Linked DNA regions of Mus musculus: region 2 is linked to region 1. A link is a contact called in ENCODE Hi-C or POLR2A ChIA-PET data. All regions are on one chromosome and are shown on one strand. Each heading gives the region's core, a stretch centred on a gene start or an enhancer-like site at or near the end of the contact. The rest is flanking DNA. Distances are from core to core; before and after follow the strand shown.

Evidence for each region. A loop is a pair of places that touch in the nucleus more often than their neighbours do. ChIA-PET counts read pairs that join two places held with the same protein, here RNA polymerase II (POLR2A).
Region 2: a loop to region 1 is called in a map of heart, with 4 times the contacts of the local background. The contact joins the promoter of Serbp1 here to the enhancer-like site in region 1. A Hi-C loop is called at or near these places in 10 of 37 maps with a recorded cell type or tissue (T-helper 2 cell, gastrocnemius, heart and 1 more). POLR2A ChIA-PET finds 5 or more read pairs at or near these places in 3 of 5 experiments (all embryonic stem cell).

The regions. Positions count from the first base shown.
Region 1 is chr6:67,226,783-67,232,666 of GRCm38, reverse strand. No RefSeq gene overlaps it. Among named protein-coding and RNA genes, the nearest start is that of Serbp1, 37 kb to the left of the region's middle. Within about 2 kb of position 3,851, at least 1 of the 3 ENCODE cell types and tissues checked has a DNase peak (open chromatin) inside an H3K27ac peak, as active enhancers do; it is heart, where a contact is called at or near this core.
Region 2 is chr6:67,262,888-67,269,067 of GRCm38, reverse strand. Serbp1 (serpine1 mRNA binding protein 1) reads right to left here and starts at 2,089. Exons shown (of 8, transcript NM_001113565.1): 1 at 1,659-2,089. The coding sequence starts at 1,971.

The DNA of each region.
Region 1 (5,884 bases), core at 2,602-5,101:
ACAAACTGTCAGGCTCCACTCTTCTCCCTTGCCTGCCTCAATTCTGTAATTTTTTCCCATGCCTCCTTCCTATTCTTGCTCTACCCATGCATCCATAAAACCTACCTTCAAAAGGACCATAAAGGTCATTTATTACAGCTTCCCATTCAATAACTGGATACACTTTAGTCAGGGAAGCGTTAAGCCACAAGCTTAGTTTGGAACTGACTGGACTGAGAGTACTCTGAGAAAAGCATTTATCATGAATCAAATTAGAAAGCATAAGTACGCTCAGTAAGTAAGTATGGAAATGACCCTGAACCTATAAAGACAGACTGAAAAGACAGGTATCCTCAAAAACTGGACAGTTCTGGAAAGGTGAGTGTGCCAGAATCTGCGGATAGTTGTAAAGTTCTAAAAGAATGGTAAAGCCCTAACGTCACAGTCTTCACACTCCATTTCTAAGATTCTGTAGATGATGTGAAATTTTATTTACTTTTTCAATCAAAAAAAAAAGTAATTGATTTGTATGTATGTGGGTGTTTGGCTGTATGGAGGTGTGTGCACTCTGTGTGTGCAGGGCCTATGGAAGCCAGAAGAGAGGATGGGACCCCCTAGAATGGGAGGTAACAGATGGTAGAGAGCTGTCATATGGGTGCTAGGAATTGAATCCAGGCCCTCTGAAAGAGCAGTCAGTGCCCTTAACTGCTGAACCATACTTTAGCCCCACTTCAAAAAAATTACATTAGCAGGGTGGTGGTGATGCATACCTTTATTCTCAGGACTTAGGAAAAAGCAGAGGCAGGGGGATCTCTGTGAGTTTTGGTCAGTTTAGTCTACAGACTGAGTTCTAGAACAGCCAGGGCTATACAGTGAAAACAAAGAAACAAAAACAAACAAGTAAACAAAAAAAAAAAGAAAAGAACAAAAAAGTCAGGTAGTGATAGTGTACTCTTCTAATCCTAACAGTCAGGACACAAAGGCAGACAGATCTCCAAGTTTGAGAACAATTTGATCTACAGAGTAAGTTCTAGAACAGCCAGGGCTATACAGAGGAACTCAACCTTAAATAAATAAATAAATAAATAAATAAATAAATAAATAAATAAATTTCTGTGTGTATTTGTATGTGTATGTTTGTGATATGTCATTCATGTGGCGATCAGGGGACAACCCATTGAAGTTTATTCTCTCCTTGTACAGTGTGTATCCTGGGGCTTTAACTCAGGTTATCAGATTTGGCAGCAAATACTGTGCCTTCTCTCCAGCCCCTGAAAGTTTATTCTTTTCTTTCACAACTGATAATGCATTCAATCATCTGATGCATCCAGTACACTGAAGTTAGATTTCTCAGTGAGAATGAGGAAAAGGCTGTCTAGGGTGTATGTGAGGTGTGTGTGTGTGTGTGTGTGTGTGTGTGTGTGTGTTGGCTTTGGTAAGTTTAGTCCATTTGTGCCTGATCTTTTCTTGGTGTATTTATAACTCAGGATATGAGATGCCAGTGTGGGGGAAAAATTTGATGATGATATGCAAGTGATGTCACTCTGGTATAATTTTGAGATTCTCAGCCAACTTGCCTTGCTTTTTCATGACTGCCTCCTCAGAACAGTTAACACTGTCTTCATTTAGCTCCTGAGAGAGAGAGAGAGAGAGAGAGAGAGAGAGAGAGAGAGAGAGAGAGAACTTGGGATCCCTGGGGTTACCCTGTGTGTGTGTGTGTGTGTGTGTGTGTGTGTGTGTCTGTCTGTCTGTCTGTCTGTCTGTCTGTCTAATAAGGAAACATACTTACAAATGTTAGGTATGGAAACCAGTCTTTTATTTATTATTATTATTTTATTGTCATTATTAGTATATCACACTATAGCCAGGTGTGGTGGCACACGCCTTCAATCCAAGCACTCGGGAGGCAGAGGCAGGCGGATTTCTGAGTTGGAGGCCAGCCTGGTCTACAGAGTGAGTTCCAGGACAACCAGGGCTACACAGAAAAACCCTGTCAAAACAAAATGAAACAAAACAAAACAAAACAAAAAAAAGAAACTTGTCTCTTTTCCCTTTTTTTCTCTTAATCTTCCCTCATTCTATCCTTCGGATGATGGTGAGAAAATTTAAACTTTGGTGTGTAATTAAGCCAGTATTAAAAATCTAAAATGTCAAATTAAACTGAAATAAAATAACTATAGGGCAGCAAGCACTAAGAGAGCGTTTTGCTTTTCACCCATAATCATTACAAAGCAAGAAAAGTGCAGACACCTCAATCATTAGCCCATCAAAACCTCGCAGGAGGCACAATCCCGGTAAATCAGGATCTCCAGGGAGCCTAGCCTGTAAAGCAGCAGCAATTACCTTGCTTCTCTGAAGTCAGCCCGACTGGAGGCTGAGTGCTGCCCTAGCCTCACTCCAGGTGTGGAAGAACCGGTGTTATTATCGCTACTTAAGTGCAGACTGTCAGATTCTGCGCTAAGAACGAAGAAAACCAGTGGGACTTGTCAGTCAGGTGCCCAACTAAAGTTTCCCAGGTTATGCGCATAGCAGTGAGGAAAGCAACAGCAGTAGTAAACAGTGCCAAGGGAGAATGGATCAAAAGTTTGACTGGAGTGTGGTGTGGTGATGCAGGCTTGCAGTATAGCTACTTGAAGGTTACCCTGAACTACCCAGGGGAGTCCTGTTTCAAAACTCAAAGCGCAAAACAAAACAAAACAAAACAAATCTGTCTTTCCTTGGTCTTAAGGCTTAGGCACCTCCCCATCACCCACCCCCTCGCACCCTGCACCTTCCCCGCACCCCCCCCCCCCACACACATATAATTATCGTATTTGTTTGCTCTGTATGTGTGTATGTGTTTCCAGGGTGCAAGTATGGAGAAGACAACAACCTACAGGAGTTAGTTCTCTCCTTCTACCACGTGGAGCGTGGGCGTTGACTGCTGGTCTTTAGGCATTGGGGCAAGTCAGTCTATTTGAATTTTCGTAGCTGCTGAGATGCTAAAGTGGAAGTTTGGGATTTGGGAGGCTATCTTAGGGCCGTGGAGCATTTGTAACTGTGGCTTCTAGAGTGGCAGTATTTGGCACTAGTCACTATCACGCTCAGCCGATCTTTCCCAGTTCTGTGCTTCAGCCTACTCTTGAATTATTCTATGAGAACTCTCTCACCCAGGCTGAAAGATCAGTGTTCATTTCCTTCCTCTTCCTCTTCTGATAACCTATTGATTTTGCCTAGGAGACTTATCATGGCTGAGTCTCCAGTCTTACTATCAACACCCTACCCATAAGTCATTTCACCAAACCTCCAAGCTGGGGAAAAAAAAAAAAAGTGAAAACAAAACATTTTTAAAGTCATTAAAAATTTTACCTTGGAGCAAGAACCTGAGACATTTTTTTAAAAATCAATTTTTATCTGTACATTTATATAGTCTGTGACACTCTTAACTAGTCTGAACTACTTTTGTGATCTCAAACACTTTTTAAACGAACCTAGGAGCAGGGTGTGTCCTTCTAAGAGGAGTATTTGATGTGATGGAACGAGGGTGGGGCTGAAGCGTTTGGGAATAAATACATTTTCACATGCGACATAATCCAGAACCAAACTCATTCCCTACGGGGCTGAAGTGGCAGGACTGGCTTCTATAAATAGACAGGCGAGCTCGGTCTGGACTCTTGTACAATATCATCTGACAGACTGGACGGATAAAACGAGCCGGGAGAGAACTAAGCAGGGGAGAGGAGAAGAAAGAGAGGAAACTGTCCAGCGAGTCAGAAGACCCCGCGGTGTGAGACGCTTGTAGCTAGGCTGTCTTTTCCAGGTTTCACAGTACGGGCTTGCAGAAGAGCCAGCAGGGCTTTCTGGCTCTCTCCGAGTCACACGTCACAGGTGCTATTTACAGAGCTGCCCCAGGGGTCCAGCTCCACGGGGCGCTTTTTGATGTGCTCTATTAAGGCTAGACAATTTCTAAGACAGCCAACAGCTGCTACCAGTTTTTAAAGGGAAAGGCTAACGCAGCAGAAGAGAATCACACAGACTCCTGGGAGTAAAAGCTTTTTCATCACCTTGCGCTGGCTTCTGGCTGGGAGCTACCACAATGACTTCTTAGCAGCTTTTCATGAGCCCAGTGCCCAAAGGTTGAGAGGTCTTGAGTGACAGTCTCTGAGCTGTGCCTCAGTCATTGCTTGGTTCATCTTCTATGCAATTAGTGTTTGTGGGGACTCTGCGATTAGGCCACAGGCTTGTGTTTGCTTCCGTGGTCAAATGAGTTGCTGAGGTATGGAGAAGTTTCTAGAAGCCTTACGCAATTGTGTTTTCATTAATGAGTACCTGCTTCATCAAAAGCACGCGGATTATATTTAGAATGAGCAAGGAACTAAGAAAACAAGACACAATAAATACCTGTTGAAGGACTAGTGGAACATGGTGTTTAAAAGCAAACGCTTTTGACCTCCGTGGGGTTCAAGCTAAGTGTAGCTTAATGACCTTTGTCAAGTTCAAGCTTTCTAAGTAAGAACAGTTGGTTTCTAGTTTAATCACTGAACATACAATTCATTTAACTTCTCTAAGTCTTGTTTTTTCTCAACTATAAAACGAGATAATTATACATGCCTTGTCTACAAAGTTGTCAGTAGGATCAAATGAGATAATGTCATAAAAGCCCTTTATAAATTAGAACATACTATATAAATGCAAACTATTATTATGCTTAATTCTAGTGACTAGTGAATAATAAACTGGTGGAACCAATAATCCTATTGTCCCCGACAAGTTCCACCCACTCTACCTTCTAGGCACCTCCACCTACTTCTTTCTCTGCCTTTCGTGAAAGATGGGGAAGAGAACACCACAGACATTTCCCTAGTTAAGTTTCCCAATCACAGATCTATGAAGATGTAACTAAAAGAAAAAAAAATATGTAGTTTAAGATTACAATTGCTGGGGCTGGTGAGATGGCTCAGTGGGTAAGAGCACCCGACTGCTCTTCTGAAGGTCCGGAGTTCAAATCCCAGCAACCACATGGTGGCTCACAACCATCCGTAATGTGATCTGACTCCCTCTTCTGGAGTGTCTGAAGACAGCTACAGTGTACTTACATTAAATAAATAAATAAATAAATAAATAAATCTGTTTGTTTTAAAAAAAAAAAAAAGATTACAATTGCTTAGTTTTATTGCTGGGGTTTGAACCCAGGGCCTTATACATGCTGGAGGAGCACTCTGCCACGGCCCAGACAACTCTGTCTCCCCTCCTTCCCGACAAATTTCGTCAGCCTCTTTGGTGGTGATGCGTATGATCTGTACTGAGAAGGGACTGAAGGCAAAAGGTAAAGTCACAAACACGGAGCTACCAGGGAGTAGCTTCGGGGCTTCTCTCAGACCCTCCTTCTGTCTCCTGTAGCTCTCTGCTCAGGCTGATCCAGAGGTCCTTTAAGAAAGAAGTAAAAGGTACTTAGGGAGGCTAGATGGAATTTGAACTTAGATTATAACAAATTATAACTTATAATAAATAATAACTATAAAATAAATAAATATATATATATGTGGTGTAGAGCTAAATTTTGGTCAAGTTCATTAGTTCAAGTCTCAGTTTCTTCACCTTTAAAATGGAACGTAATCTATTTTATAGGCTGTTGTAAGACATAAAAGAAACTTCTCTGCCATCATTATTCATAATGCAACAAATGTTGCTTCTAATTAGAGGTAGAACAGGTAATGTAGATTCATCCAGATTGAAAGCCAGAGATAAAGTCCCAGTGATCCAAAGTGTAGAATTAGAGCGGTTCCCTAGCCTTCCTCACCCAGGGCAAGCAAGTTCTGCTACTGCTCAGAAGACGTTAGACTGAGGTGGCTGGTGTTTATTTTATTGATCACATTTATTTATTTTGTGTATTGTGGACATATGTATGCCACAGTAAATATGTGGA
Region 2 (6,180 bases), core at 840-3,339, 38 kb before region 1:
TCTAAGGGTTTGAGATGTGTAATGCAAAATTTTCCCCAGCAAGGACAAGGTTCTAAGTTCAATACCCAGTACAACCCATGGAAGACTTGGACGTAACTAAAAAAAAGGTTGACTACTATTGTGAAAAAGTTTTCTGAAGTAAATGACAAACGTAATCCTGGCTATAAATAAAAATGTCCTCCATTGATGACTTATGCTAGTTTACAGGCAAGATCATAAATTGGCTTTGTGATGAAAATTGAATAATTTAAAATCATGCTTCATGTTTTGACCATTTTTTGAGTTCATCTATGTGATGTGTTTTATTTACTCAACTTATTCATGTACTTCTGTGAATTACAGTCATAAAGGAGGTAAATTTTAGTAGTTTAAATAACACTATCTAGTGTCCCTAACACAGAAATTAAATGTCTTATTCAACTATGTAATGTCAAGAAGCTTAATCCGCTCAGTACTTCTGCCCAAGTGATGTTTTCTAACACTCCAGACTATGCTTCCAAATATATTAATAGAACTCTTCCCTTTTATAAATCTACTAGGAACTGGATGTTTTACTCTAAGCCTTCATTGAAAGACACCACCACCCCCAAAAAACTTCAAACCTAACACAATCTAATGAGAAACAATTCCTTTCATGAGCACGTGGCATTGAGAGGCACTTTAACATAATACCAATTTTAAAGATTCACAGGTTATTCTATATGTACTCGCTATTGATTTTTCACTTTTTTAGCCCCTAATTGCTTTGCCTTTTCATCCACAATAAGCCAGTAATGGAGAAGAATGCTAAAATCAAAACAACTATGAAACTTCTAGTGCCCTTGAAGAGACCATTAGCCGCCAATGAAGACCCGACCACGCTTTACGCACGTGCGGAGGAAAAGCTGCAGCCTGAGTTCTGCTGCCGGGACATGACAGGCTGGGCACTCATTTCGCCCACGAGGCCCAGAACAAGCAAAGCCCTATGACCTGGGGGCTCCAGGGAGTTAGTTGGAAGAAGAGATGGAGACATGAGATGGGTTCCACTAATGACCAGTTTTTTATTCGGAACTCCCTCTAAAATGAGTGGGGCTAAATTCTTCTCCTCTCCAACACTTTAGTTCTCGCCAGTAAGTTACAGGAACTTCTTCTAACGTAAGAGCGAAAGGGCACAACACAAAACACACACGTGGGACCCAAACAGCAACTCCTCCCTCCCTCCACTCTAACAGGGACCCCCAAACGGAGACGCAGCCCAAGTGGAAACTCTGAGCCCGGGCCTTTCCTTGAGGGTCCGCGCCATTGTGGGACAAGATGGCAGGGCAGGAGCCCACAGCAGGCAGCGGCAGCCAGGAGCCCGCCGGGCAGGAAGCAATGCCCGCGCTGCTTCCCGAGCGCCTAGAGCCAGGAGGCTAGCGCCCGGCAGGAATCGGCGGGAACGCCCGGGCCGCCCTCTCGGAGCACGCTCCGTCCGCCCGAGGCGGGAAGGAAGGCTCCCGCCGAGCCTGCGAGCGAGCAAGCGACCGAGAGAGCGGCGTGGACTTGGGACCAGCCACGTTCCCCGCACCGTGAAGGGGCTCCGAGGGCTCTGCGGCCCCGCCGCCTGCACGAGCAAGCGGCGGCGCACGCCCCCGTCCTGCCCGCCAGCCCGGGCTCCCCACCGCCTCGCCCGGCTTTACCTTCTTTCTTAAGCGCCACCGGCGGCTGCGTCTCCTCCTTTTTGTCGGCCACGCCGACGCTGGGGGGCAGCGGGTTCTTGCGGTCTTTCTGGGACTCTTTACGCAACTGTTTGCCCGCCGCGTTGGAGTTGGTCTGGGCCGCGGCCTGAGCCGCGCTCTTGGCCCCGGGGCCCCCAACGCCGCCCCCGCCGGCTTCTTTTTTCTTGTTCTCTGCTGCCTTCAGTACCTCGAAAGGGTCCGATTCGTCGTCAAATAGCTGGTCGAATCGGTTGGTGACCACGCAGCCGAAGCCTTCCTGTAGGTGCCCAGGCATGATGGTGGCTCGGCGGCGCGTTCCTCCACGGATTGCAGCGGACCGCGCCGAGCCAAAAGCGCCTGCTTCAGCTCTTCCCACAAGATGGCCGGGCCGAGAGAGGGGGGCCGCCTTCTCTTCCGGCGCCAAGCACACATCCGGGAGCGGCCTGCGCCGCACGGCACCATGGGGCCTGTAGGCCACAACTGATTAGCCCGGGATGGCTGTCTACTCCTGAACTTCAACTCCCAGCGTGCACTGCGCAGCAACTCTTCGCGCGCGCCTGAGAGGCGGGATCTCAAGGAAAGTGTGCAGCGTGCTCGCTGAAGGTGGGGAAGCGAGTACGGGGCGGAGTTCTGCCACCTGCTCTTGTCACCCTTAAACTCTCGGTCTTTAGATACCTCTGAGAACAGGAAAACGTGAGGGCGTCTTCTGCTCACGAAAGTGTTCTCTGTCTTTGGTTTCACTCATTCTGTCTCCGGCCAGGACTTTCCCCACCTTTCTGGGAGGGTCAAGGTGACTCCCAGACCTAGTAACTGGAGCCTCAAAAACTTCCGGGGGGTGGGGGGTGCCACAGTAGCCTCCGGTAGGTTGCGACCGCACGGCTGCTCGTCCCTGACTGTTGGATTTCTAGAGCTGTCCCTCCACCCTTCGTAACGAATCAAGGCAATTCGGTTTAATGTGGAACGGAGTTCCAGGGTTGAATCTGCGTGGCAGAAGGAATCCAAAAGAGGAGTTGAACTAATTGGGTTGCGCGCCTTTTCCGGTCATTGCAACCATGCTTTAAGAGCTGTTAAGTCCTGACTGCACAACTGCACGCTCGGCCATCCTCTAAAACAGTGTTTGTGGAAACGCTTTCTAGAATCAACGCGATAAATTGATCTGTCGGTATCTGGTCAGCGGTGTTAGTAAAATGTGCTCCAGAGCCTGGGGTGGTGGCGCATGCCTTTAATCTGAACACTTAGGAGGCAGAGTTCAAGGCTAACCAGGTCTACAGAGCAAGTTCCAGGACCGCAGGGATTTCATAAGAAAAAACCCTGTCTCCAGCTCCCCAAATGTGCTCAAGAGGAAATGTTTTATAGTACATTGGGTATTATGTGTGAAGGGAGGAAACTAATTTCGTAATTATATGCTAACTCTGACATTAGTTGGGAACCTTAAATCCCACTAAGACAATCCAGTGCCAATACACACTATAATTTTAAATCTTTTCCATTGATACATTATGTAATAGAAAACATACCTCAGGCAGCAGGTGCTACGAATGTTTCATCCTCACATCCTTTTAGATAAATAACTATCCCTTTCTCACAGGGATGAAACTGTCAGAATTGATAAAACTTACTAAGGTCACACTTAAGTGCTAGTGGCAATCTTCTAGCTGCACTATGAGACTGTTGACATCAATTCTGTAAACCAAGTTCTGTCCTGATAGAAATTACAACAAGTGCTGAAATTCCAATAACTAATCAAGTTTAAACAACCCTTTGAATCCGTCTCCTGGATCAACAGAATGAAAGGCAAAATGGGATTCCCATAGTAGTTTTCTGATCTCTACACTCATACTGTGGTACATTCACACTCAAACACACATAAATAAATAACAGATAAAAGTGTTTTTTTTTAATGTCTAAAGAATGTCTGCTACTATCAGTAAGAACATTTATAGGATAATCCTCACAGTAAGAGCAGAGGAGACTCTCCAGCTCTTACTCAAATCAAGGCTCCACAGCATTTCATGACCCACATTACATTCTTGTACGTATACTCATGCAACATGACAGTTTTTATGTATAGCAAGCACGCTTCTCTTGAGAATATTCTATCAGTAAATGTGGAAACTATCCAAGTACCTTGACTAAATACACAGCTGATGTGTCTGATACTGGCCTACTAGGAAACCTCAAAAGCGCTTGCTCCTTTGATGCTGGTACTCAGTTTTCAGCCATGTTCAAATCTTGCTCTCACACATTTCTCTGTGCGTACATGTGGCCACACACGTGAAGGCAGAGGCTGATGCTAGGAGTTCTCCTCATTCACTTCCTCACGTTACTTTTTTGAGATAAGATCCCCCACTGAACCTAGAGCTCACTGGTTGGCACGAGCGGCTGGCTAGCAAACTCCAGAAGTTCTCTGTAGTCCTCCATTTCAGTGCTAGAGTAACAGATGCACACATTTTTATCTGGGTGCTGGTGATTGAATCCAGGTCCTCATGCTTTCAAGGCAAGCACTTTACTGACAGCCATGTCTCCAGCTATGCTCACACATTTCTTAACAATCTCAATCCCCTGTTATGGTAACTATAATTAATAACTAACAACAGTTCTGTTAGCATTCACTATGTTCTGGACACTGTGCTAAGTATGTTATATGCCTCACTTTCTTAAATTCTAAGAATAACTTGAAATAGTACTACTACCTCCCACATTTTTTAGTTTGTTTGATTTTTTACTATTATTCACTTTACATGTGCAGGTGTTTTGCCCTGCATGTATGTCTATGCACCACCTGTGTTCCTGTGTCTGTGAAGGCCAGAAGACAGCATTGGATCCCCTGGTATTGGAGTTACCAAAGTTTGTGATCCTTCATGTAGTTGCTATGAATTGAACTTATACACACCCCTCCTCTGGAAGAGAGGCACACGCTGCTAACTGTAGAGCCATCCCTCCAACCCCTCTGATCATTTACACTGAGAGACACTGAGTTTAAGTACTCTGACAAATTCGTACTGACTAAAGTCAAAACAGTAATAAATAGATTTATTTATTTTATTACATGTGCATTAATGTTTTCCTGCACGTGTGCATGTGCACCACAGAGGCTAGAAGAAGGCAGTGGAACCCTTAGAACTGGAATTACAGATGGTTGTGAGCCAACATGTGTGTGCTAGGAACTGAATCCTGTCGTTTTGGAAGACAAAAAGTACTCTGAACTGCTGAGCCATCTCTACAAACCTGAATAGTCTGGTCTTACAGCTTGGTAGTAGCCCAGTCTTTATAATTGTGAAGACCATAGTGAAGGAGAGAGAGAGAGAGAGAGAGAGAGAGAGAGAGAGAGAGAGAGAGAGAGAGAGAGAGAGAGAGAAAGAGAGAGACCTCATGTACCGAAATAAAGCTATAATTCTGTTCTAACAGAACACACTGGGGAGATAGGCATCACATAAAAGTAAGTAGGAGACTGATACATTTTTAGTGTTTACCTAATGTATAATTCATTTTTAAAGACAAACACATTAAAGATGGTTGTTATGAGAAGGGCTAATCGTCTGTGTATAAGGATGCAATGCTTTCAGCATAATATTTCAGGCCTCGGTTCTTGCTAAAATTAGAGACTATATCAGAGCTAAAAACAGAAATATTATGCTGCTTATTTTGCTACCTTAAACAGACTTCAAAGGGTAAGCCATTTGCTTTTAAATTTTAGTTCTTTTTGTGCTCCATTATTTAAAAAAAAAAAAAAAAGCCGGGCAGTGGTGGTGCACACTTTTAATCCCAGCACTTGGGAGGCAGAGGCTAGCCTGGTCTACAGAGTGAGTTCCAGGACAGCCAGGGCTACACAGAGAAACCTGTCTCGAAAAAAACAAAAACAAAAAAACAAAAAACAAAAACAAAAGCAAAAAAACAAAAAACAACAACAACAACAACAACAAATAACCCTGAGACCAAACCCCACAAAGCTTGTGTTCTAGTTACACTTAAAGTCAATCCCAGCACCCAGGAGGCTAAGGTAGGGGTGCTGCCATGACTTCAAGGCCAGCCTGAGCTGCAGAGTGATACTTTGTCTCAAAAAAACAAGACAACAAACAAAAAACAGAAAAGCAACATACTAAGATGTAATTCATTCACCATGTTACCCATTTATCTAAAGAATACTGCAGCACTGCAGAGGCAGATGCAGGCGGATTTCTGAGTTCGAGGTCAGCCTGGTCTACAAAGTGAGTTCCAGGACAGCCAGAGCTACACAGAGAAACCCTATCTCGAAAAACCAAAAAAAAAAAAAAAAAAGAATACTGCTGTGTAGTAGTTTTTTAGCGTATTTTTACTGTGTTCATACAGCTGAGAGCATCCATCAGCCTCAAGCCTAGGCAGTCACTAAGCTGCTTTTCTCTGTGGGTGTCCATTCTCAACATATAAATAGAGTCATACAGTGTATAGTCTTGTGGCTGGCTGCCTTCTCTCACCTATGTAATGTTCTCAAACTTTACACGTGTTGTAGCATGAATCCATACTT